2 separate regions of the Homo sapiens genome follow, and region 1 is linked to region 2. A link is an interaction called in ENCODE POLR2A ChIA-PET data of the cell type or tissue named here. Cell type or tissue: PC-3. All regions are shown on one strand. Links, peaks and the distances in the headings refer to the core of each region. The heading gives the core; the rest is flanking DNA.

Region 1 (4,000 bases), core at 1-4,000, 830 kb after region 2:
TCATTTTGGCTTTTCCAATTAGGTCTTTGATACATTTTGTGTTGCTTTTTGTATCCAATTTCATTCTTTTGTATGTGGAAATCCAGTTGTTCCAGTACCATTTGTTGAAAAGGTTGTTCTCTCTCCAACTGGTCACCCAGGTCTTGGCACCCTTGTTGAAAATCAGTTGACCATAAATGTAAGGGTTAATGTTCTATTGATCTGTAGGTCTGTCCTTGTGCCAATACCACATAGTAGTTTTGTAGTAAGTTTTGAAATCAGGAAGCACGAGTTATCCATCTTCGTTGTTCCTTTTTTTTTTTAATTCAAATATATATATTTTTTCAATCTTTTTAATTCTACATATTTTTGTAAGCATCCCCCCAATTCTTGTTTCATAGTAAATCAGACTGTAGATGAAGCATTTCAGACCTTTTGTCAATCATGTCAAGTGTGAGGGGAAGTCTTTTGTAAGTCAGCCAAGTATTTCAAAATGAAAAGCTTTTCCAAAAGTAAAGGCAGAAGACCCCGCTTTGAAGGCGCTGGTCGGCACAGAAGGGCTTGCAAAGGTATGTAGGGAAGTCCACCGGTTACAGGTGTAAGGTGAGTTTAACCTACGGCGACCAGCTGGCCAGGAGCGCCCCAAGGCAGACGAGGACGTGGGGCTTGGGCGCACGGCCGCCTGCAGCCATCTCGCCCCAGATCCTGGCTCAGGAAACGCAGGCTCGGGCTGGGGTGGATGTGTGCGCCCCAGGGCCCTGGCACCCGGGGGACCGAGGGCTCCTCCCAGGTCCTTGGAACAGCAGAGTGGCTCCCAGGAAGGATGCTCAGCTGCAGGTGGGGGTCCCTGCTCCCAAGCACCCTGGCCAGGGAGGAATGGCGCACCCCACCCCGTTCGCCCCTGTTGTTCCTTTTCAAGATTGTTTTGGCTGTTGATCTTTTTCAATTCCTTATGAATTTAGGATTAGCCTGTCAAATTCCACGAAAAGGCAGCTGGGATTTTTTTTTTTTTTTTTTTGAGATGGAGTCTCAATCTGTCACCCAGGCTGGAGTACAGTGGTGCAATCTTGAGTCTCGGCTCACTGCAACCTCCGCCTCCCGGGTTCAAGCGATTCTTCTGCCTCAGCCTCCTGAGTAGCTGGGACTACAGGTGCGTGCCACCACGCCTGGCTAATTTTAGTAGGGACGGGGTTTCACCGTCTTAGCCAGGATGGTCTCGATCTCCTGACCTCGTGATCCACCCACCTCGGCCTCCCAAAGTGTTGGGATTACAGGCGTGAGCCACCGCGCCTGGCCTTTTTTTTTTTTTTTTAGTAGAGACAGAGTTTCTGCACGTTGGCCAGGCTGGTCTTGAACTCCCGACCTCAGGTGATCCACCTGCCTCGGCCTCCCCAAGTGCTGGGATTATAGGCATGAGCCACCACGCCCGGCCTGAAATTGTTTTATTTCATTTTCAGTTTTGTTTTGTTTTTTTTTTTTTAATAGAGATGAGGTCTCACTATGTTGCATAGGCTGGTCTTAAACTCCTGAGCTCAAGCAATCCTCCTTCCTCAGCCTCCCACAGTGCTGGGTTTATAGGCATGAGTTACAATGCCTAGCCCATTTTTAGTATTTTATAGCTATAGTGGATAGAAATATAATTGATTTTTATATTGACTTGTGTCCTGCAAGCTTGCTGAACTAAATTTATTAGCTCTAATAGGTTTTTTTTTGTGTGTGTGTGGATTCCTTAGGATTTTCTATATATAAGATTGTATCTTCTACAGATACAGTTTTACTTCTTCCTTTCCAATTTGGAAGCCTTTTGTTTTATTTTCTTGCTTAATTGCCCTGGTTCAAACCTCTAGTACCATGTTGAATAGAAATGATGGGACTGGGCATCCTTGTTAGGTTTTGTTATTAAGGAGAAAGTGTTCGGTCTTTCACCTTTAAATATAATATTAGCTGTGGGGTTTTCATCAGGTTAAGGAAATTTTTTTTTTTTTTTTTTTTTTTTTTAGATAGTGTCTCACTTGGTCACCCAGGCTGGAGTGCAGTGGCGCAATCTTAGCTCTCTACAGCGTCGATCTTCCTCCTGGGCTCAAGCAATTCTCCTGCTTCATCCTCCTGAGTACCTAGGACTACAGGCAAGTGCCACCATGCTTGGCTAATTTTTGTATTTTTTGTAAAGATGATGTTTTGCCCTGTTGCCCAGGCTGGTCTCAAACTCCTGAGCTCAAGCAATCCGCCCACCTCAGCCTCCCAAAGTGCTGAGATTACAGGCATGTGCCACTGAGCCTGGCTGAGGAAGTTTCTTTTTGTTCTTAAATGGCTTTCTTTTTTTTTTTTTTTTTTCGTAAAAGGATGTTGGATTTTGTCAAATGCAATTTCTGCACCTTTTGAAATGATTGTTTTAGTTCTTATTGTATATCATGTTGATTGATTTTTGTATGTTGAACCAGCCTTGCATTCTTAGAATAAATCCCACTTGGTCAAGGTGTATAATCTTTTTGTGTATGTTAAATGATATTTAATGTATAATAAATTTAAACCTTTCTTTGCCCCAACAGAAAATGATCCACAGTCTATTTCTCATAAACTGTTCCGGTGACATATTTCTAGAGAAGCACTGGAAGAGCGTTGTGAGCCAGTCTGTCTGTGATTATTTCTTTGAAGCTCAAGAGAAAGCTGCTGATGTTGAAAATGTACCACCTGTCATTTCAACACCTCACCACTACCTCATCAGTATCTACCGGGATAAGCTCTTCTTTGTATCTGTCATACAGACCGAAGTGCCACCTCTCTTTGTAATTGAGTTCCTACATCGAGTTGCTGACACTTTTCAGGTTGGTTATCTATCATACCTTTCTAAGTTAAATGACCCAAGTTAGCTGAAGGTGAGACATGATTATATTATTTAATTACCCAGGTTTTGATGTTTACTGTCTGTCTCTCTCTGTTTAAGCGTAAATTCATAAGCCCTTTTCTGTGTGGTATACAGTTACACACATGGCTGCTCTATTCACTATTTTTTATATGTATTACAGATTACAGTTGGCTCTCCATATACATGGGTTCTGCATCCATAAAGTCACCCAACCTTACATGGCAAATATTTGAACAAAAAAATCGAACTGAACATGTACAAACTTCTTCTCATTATTACTTGAACAATACAGTATAACAAATAGTTACATAGCATTTACACTGTGTTAGATATTACAAGTAATCTAGAGGTGATTTAAAGTATATAGGAGGATGTGTATAAGTTATGTGCAAATACTATGCCATTTTATGTCAGCGACTTGAGAATTGTGAACTTTGGTATCTACAGGGGATCCTGGAACTAATTCCCACAAATACCAAGGGATGACTGTATATCATCAGGAAACAATAATGCCCTCCGCATACAGTTCTCTCAATGGTCTCAAGATTTTCATTGGTTATGAACTCTTCTATATTTACATTTTATTATTTTGTCTTGCGGAATATACCAAATAATTTAAGCTTATCTATATGTATTTTGGGATAATCAGGGTGAATGAAGTTTATAGCTCAAATTCCAATTTAATGTTTCAATACTTTCTGGTATAATATGTAATAGGAATTAAATTCAACCTAGAAATATCAAGAAAATATTGAGGAATAATATTAGGACTATAGAGGGGTTTTTTTTGTTTGCTTGTTTTGTTTTGTTTTGTTTTGTTTTGTTTGAGACGGAGTCTCACTCTGTTCCCTAGGCTGGAGTGCAGTAGCATGATCTTGGCTCACCGCAACCTCCGCCTCCCGGGTTCAAGCAATCCTCCCGCCTCAGCCTCCCAAGTAGCTGGGACCACAGGTGTGCACCATCACACTCAGCTAATTTTTGTATTTTTAGTAGAGACAGGGTTTCACCATGTTGGCCAGGCTGGTCTTGAATTCCTGACCTCAAGTGATGCATCCGCCTCAGCCTCCCAAATTGCTGGGATTACAGGCATGGGCCACCATGCCCGGACTATAGAGGGTTTTTTCCCCCGCTCTGTTTTATATATGTTCAGCAGCT
Region 2 (6,222 bases), core at 1,080-5,079:
AATCAGGAAGAAAAAGGTAAAAATCCCAAGAGAAAAATGATTAATGGATAAAAAGAGGTACTTTAGAAAAGATGATATACAAACAGCCAAGAATAAAACACAAGAAATGTTCAATCTGACTACTTAAAAAGAAATAATCAGACATATTTCTATTATCAAACTGGTAAAATTTTAAAAATAATAATACTCTAATCAAATCTAAGATACTGTATGATGCATCTGACTTCAAAAATATTAAAACATTAAAAAAATGTGTCTTAGACTCAAGGAGATATAGTAACGGTGAGTACTGGTCACAATACAGGAAAATAGGTATCCTTCTATACTGCTGGACAGCCTGAAAACTGATACAGCCTTTCATGTATCTAGCCTTTGATCCAACAGTTCCTCCTCTAGGAATTTATTTCAAGGAAATAATTGTGGATGGAAAAAATTGGAAACATTTGTAATATCCACCCTAAGGGACTGGTTAAATAAATTAGAGTTCATTTATATAGAGGGTTGGAAAATCAAATACCTCCAGGAAGGACCTAGATTGTATAATGTATGTGACTGAAGCAAATTGGAACGTAAGACAGCAGGGAGTAGTGAGATTGTGGCAAACTGGAGCACACACGCACCACCCAGAGGACTCAGATTCAAACTTGTAAAAATATTGTACCAACAAAGCATATCTGTGACCCATAGTTGCCAGGTTTGTAATCCCTGCTCTATACTATGGAGTTCTACATACTTATTAAAAACTATGTTTAGGAGAATATTTAATGATGTAGGGGATGCTTATAATCTATTAAGAGGGAGGAAAAAGTACATTACAAAAACATGTACAGAATGTTCCATTTCCCTTCAAAGGGTATGTGAAGGCAGAGAAGGAAATTTCCAATTCATTTTTATTTTTATTCCTTTTTTGTCTATCTGTACTTTTTAAATCTTCCACAATGTAAATTATGGATTTTATAATAAAAAGGCAAAGTTATTTTTAAATGTTTAATATATTGCAAAATGAGGGGAAAAGGCTGAGCTTAGCTGATTTACACAATAAACAGAAGAAAATCCACATTCCATCAGACACAATCAGCTATAAGATCATTCAGATGCTCGTGTTCAAAATATCAACTAATGGCCAAGAAAATGGTGATGGCTTCCTGTTGTAGGACTTTGGAGTCACTATCATCCTCAAAAATATAAAATTTGTTAAGCTCTTAACACTGTGCTGAATAATATGGAAAGTGTTCTAAACTTTTGACCTTAATAATCTAATCTTATTCTAATAGGGGAATGGTTTGGAGAGAGAGATGGTCTTTTCATCCCTGGGTCTGAATTAGAGCCTTTATTTTATATATATGTATATATATACACATATATATATGTATTTTTTTCTATGCTTTTATACTCCTCTATTCACAACCTGTGCTAAACTCAGAAGTATAGGGAAGGTGGGAGGGATGAAAAAAATGCTTAAAGAACCTGTATACCTCTGAGCTGTCAGACCTCAGGACAAAGCTAACCAATATGTAATAAAATACATTTTTAGTACAGTTTAGAAGTTCACCTTTTGGCATTCTGGAAAGTGGTGGGTCACAGCATTCCATATGAAATCCTCTATCACAGGAATCACAAAAAAGCATATTATCCTGTAATATAACATATTAGAGACTAATTGAGACTGAAACCAACTGTAAAAGGCCAAAAATTCTTTTGTTACTGGATTAACATTAATACAATATAAGGAAAGTGCACCAAGATCCTGGTTGCAGTTTGACATCATGTGTATTTAAAGCTTTAGAAAGAAAGTAGCCATACTCTATAAAAATGAAAACACCTTAACACTGGAAATTAGCGAGTTACCTGGAGGCGGATTACGGGAGCCATACTTACAGCATTTCTGCCTTGGACTCTACAGGCACTGCATGTCTTGCATTCGATGCACTGCCACCTTAAGGCCTTTACATTTGTTGTTAATTCAGGACAAAATTTCAAACAGGATGGGTGTCCTATGAGAATAAAAAGCAAATTGCTTGATGGGAATGGTGCCTTTGACTTTTTTAAACTCCCATTCCCTAATATTTAATAGATAGCTGATGAGGCTAGCCAATGAACCTTAGGAACTTGAAAATGCCAACAGATCAGAGAATCCGAATTACAGATTTTCCTTTCTGCCTTTTCCCCTTGCCTTCTTTCCCTGTATGTAACAAAATGACTGTACGAATGTTTTCCCTAAGAGAACTTAATTTATACCAATTCCAATCTGAAGCCTTTGAGAACTTGAAGATAACACAGGCTCAGGCATTCTTACTCCTGCACCTGTACTTGCCGTCTTCATCAACCACCATCTACCCAGGGGGTCCTGGTTTGCCACACACTGAGGGGAGTTGCCAAAGTTCAAACAATTCCTGCTCTCTGTGTGTGATGAAATCATAAAACTCAACAGATAACTAAATAAAAAATTGAGGCTGCTTAACATAACTACAGATGCCCTCCCCCACCCAAATCCAATAGCACACAAAGAACATCCCATTGCTGGGCTAGACAGAGGATATTCCATTGCCATCTTGCCCCTGGGTCACTGAGTTTAAACTCTGGAAGCAGGAGCAGAAAACAGTGAATTTGAGAGACAGAGTTAAGAAGCTGAGAGATCCAGGTTAAACAGGACCCACCAAGAAGTGTGGCCTCAGCAGGTTCCCCCATTTTCCTGTTTGGGGCACACTTTTCACCTAGCAGCGCTCCACACACCAGGTCTTACTGCTCACTTCACAGAGGAAAACTGGAGACCCTGAGGGGCAATGCCATTCAAAGGAGCCAGCCATGAGCCAGTGTGTAATAGATTCCTCCAAGAGGTGTGCGGAGCGTGAGCCTAGATTCTTTGGAAGGCTGTACAGTTTAAAATCTAATGGTCTTTTATCACATAAACCCGAAGAGATCTCCAAACTTGATTTTATTTTTTTAAACCTGGTCTTTAAATAGTAAGAACATTAGTAAATCCCATGTGAAAGAACTTACAACCAAGCTGCAAAGGAAACCTGAGGGGTAATAAAAAAAAGCAGATTCTGCAATTTCAAAACTGTTTTATAATTTCCTGACTTTGGCAGGCTCATTGTTTAAATATGTATTTTGGATTGCTGCCAAAAAGGTCCTCCTCCCTAAAGCTTAACAGGTGCTTCATAAAATTCCACCCACCAGGAGATTTGGCTTTTTGAAGTAAAAACATTCAAAATCAATCACCAATACCGTTAATAAAAGCACACTATTCCTGAGTTAAAAAAAAAAAACTCTAAACATCTGTATTTAAGATGTTGAGAAAATAAAATATTGTCACAGGATTATGACCTCAGGCAGGAGAGACACCCAGGCAGATGCATTTAACCTGTGACACTGTTCTTTTATGAGGCTTCTCTCATTCAAATGAATGCAAGGAAAAAGTCTGAATAGATAAAAATGGTATCAATCTCCTCTTTCTGCTCAGGAACGGCAAACAAAGACAGCTTGCTTGTCGACTTCTAAGAAGCACACTGAAGCGGGGAGGGGAGAGGTCTACTTTGATCAGAGCCCTCCCCTCTGTCCCCTTATATAGTGAGGAGGGTAAAAACTTAACTTTTAAAGAACAGCAATTTAAATTCCACCCTTAAAATGGATCCCATCAGCTTAAAAGTATACCACTTACTTCCCCCCTCTTTTTTATTACTTCCTGTAAGGCATATATCATGGGCACATATGACCTCAATTTCACGCACTGAATTTTTCTCTACATTCAAATCTGCTTTTGTACTTTGTGACTTAATATTCAGTAACTAAGGTAATTCACATCATATTACAGCTTACTATTTATTCTCACAGGTATCTTATGAAAGACAGACTTTTTAATAATTATGCAGTTTGAAAATTAGTGGATTTCAGCCATTTTCAATCAGGGGCAAGGAATATTCTTTCTCTTAATGGTTTCTCTCACTTTAAGCAATACTGTATCTCAACTACTACTATTTAAGCTACCCTATCAAATTCTAAAATCTTCAGCCTATCTTTCCTTTAGGCAGCAATCTTACCTTTATTTAGCTCAAGAGAATTGGCCATAGATCCCTTACAGTTCTAAATTTCTATGATTCTGTAAAGGATGCTGAGGGATGAAGAAATATTTCCATTTTATTTTCTCATGGCCAACTTTAAAATAACACAAAAGACCGTAACGTGTCTTGATATACTACTGCACAATCTATAGTAATTAGATAAAGGAAAGCAATGCTACTGATCAAGTAATTCCTTACCTCTGGTTTAGCGATTTCATAAACTCAACAATTTCCTCTAACACTTTAATTTTTTTTTTTTTTTTGAGACGGAGTCTCGCTCTGTTGCCCAGGCTGGAGTGCAGTGGCGTCATCTTGGCTCACTGCAAGCTCCACCTCCCAGGTTCACGACATTCTCCCGCCTCAGCCTCCTTAGTAGCTGGGACTAGAGGCGCCCGCCACTATGCCTGGCTAATTTTGTTTTTGTATTTTTAGTACAGACAGGGTTTCACTGTGTTAGCCAGGATGGTCTTGATCTCCTGACCTTGTGATCCACCTGCCTCAGCCTCCCAAAGTGCTGGGATTACAGGTGTGAGCCACAGCGCCCAGCCTATTTTTTTATTTTTGAGACAGGGTCTTACTCTGTTGCCCAGGCTGGAGTGCGGTGGCATGATCACGGCTCACTGCAACCTTAGCCTCCCAGACTCAAGCAGTGCTGTCACCTCAGCCTCTCGAGTAGCTGGGACTACAGGCACGCATCACCAAGCCCGGCTAATTGTTTTGTATTTTTTTGGTAGAGATGGGGTTTTGCCATGTTGGCCAGGCTGGTCTTGAATTCCTGGCCTCAAGAATCCACCAGCCTTGGCCTCCCAAAGTGCTGGGACTACTGACACACCCCACCACGTCCAGCTAATTTCCTCTAAAATTCTTGTTCTCTCTGTTGACACGTTTCATGGTGCTTTGTCTTTCTGGAGTTTGTTTTACTATTGTATTTTGCAATTTATCAGATTTGAGAGCCATAATACATATTCATTCACTCATTCAATTTTACACAAATACATTGTCAAGTACTAGTAGCTTACAATAGTTTTATCTAGCAAAACCAAAGGAATACTATTTAAAATTAAACAAGTACCAATGGAACTACAAACCAGTGGAAAAGCTTTTTGGAGAAAGTACTGAGGAAGAAAAAACACAGGCTCTGTAGTAAGCACAACAACAGCAGCGCCCCAGCCATCTGTGCTCTAATTCCCATAACCTGTAAACATACTATACCTGTTGTAGCAAAAAGAACTCTGCAGAAGTGACTAGGGGTACCGACCTAGAGATGGGGAGTTTATCCTGGATTATCTGAGTGGGCATGATTGATCTAATCACATTAATCCTTAAAAGCAGAGAACCTTTTACGGACTTGGTTAGAAATGAAATGGCAAAAGGAGGAGGAAGGGTTCAAAGCATGAGAGAGACTCCACCTGCTATCACAGGCTTTCAAGATGGGGAGGGGGCTGCAAGCCGGGGAATGTGGGTGGCCTGTAGAACCTGGCCATGACCTTCACCTGACAGCAAGAAAACCAGGATCTCGGTCCTGTCAACACAAGGAATTGAATTCTGCCAATAACCCAGATGGATAAGAACATGGATCCTCTCCTTCCCAGAACTTTGGGAGGCCAAGGCGGGTGGATCACGAGGTCAGGAGATCAGGACCATCCTGGCTAACATGGTGAAACCCCGTCTCTACTAAAAAAAAAAAAAAATACAGAAAATTGGCCGGGCGTGGTGGCGGGCGCCTGTAGTCCCAGCTACTCGGGAGGCTGAGGTGGAAGAATGGCGTGAACCCGGGAGGCGGAGCTTGCAGTGAACCGAGATCACGCCACTGCACTCCAGCCTGGGCATCAGAGTGAGACTCCATCTCAAAAAAAAAAAAAAGAACATGGATCCTCACTTAAAGTCTCCAGAGAGGAGCCAGCCCTGCTGATACCCCGATTTTAATCTGGTGAGACCCATGATGGACTTCCAACCTACAACTATAAGATTAAAAATGTGTTGTTTTTAAGCCACTAAGTCTGTAGTAATTTATTCCAGTAGCAATGGAAAACTAATAACGACTCAGACACTAAGCCCCTCAGACTGGCTACCTGACCATCCATCTGTCCATCTCTCCTCCCTTCAACTAATATTTAATGAGCACTGGATACAGTGAGGAAAAGGAGAGGCATGGTTCCCA

Evidence for each region. Peaks named below come from ENCODE experiments on the same cell type or tissue, not always from the same donor. Only the 100,000 strongest peaks of a DNase experiment are listed, where the experiment ranks them.
Region 1: POLR2A ChIA-PET joins it to region 2 with 8 read pairs; 2 of 35 experiments call an interaction of 5 or more read pairs at or near these places.

What each region holds. Positions count from the first base shown.
Region 1 is chr10:74,136,911-74,140,910 of GRCh38, reverse strand. It overlaps AP3M1 (adaptor related protein complex 3 subunit mu 1), which reads left to right. Exons shown (of 9, transcript NM_012095.6): 2 at 2,529-2,804. The coding sequence starts at 2,532. Among named protein-coding and RNA genes, the nearest start is that of AP3M1, 12 kb to the left of the region's middle. In PC-3, for the core only: a CTCF peak has its summit at 2,741; no DNase peak of the experiment used is centred there.
Region 2 is chr10:74,965,432-74,971,653 of GRCh38, reverse strand. KAT6B (lysine acetyltransferase 6B) reads right to left here. Exons shown (of 18, transcript NM_012330.4): 5 at 1,879-1,994; 6 at 1,553-1,634. Among named protein-coding and RNA genes, the nearest start is that of SNORD172, 53 kb to the left of the region's middle. In PC-3, for the core only: a CTCF peak has its summit at 1,931; a DNase peak (open chromatin) is centred at 3,123; H3K4me3 peaks cover 1,317 bases; H3K27ac peaks cover 1,302 bases.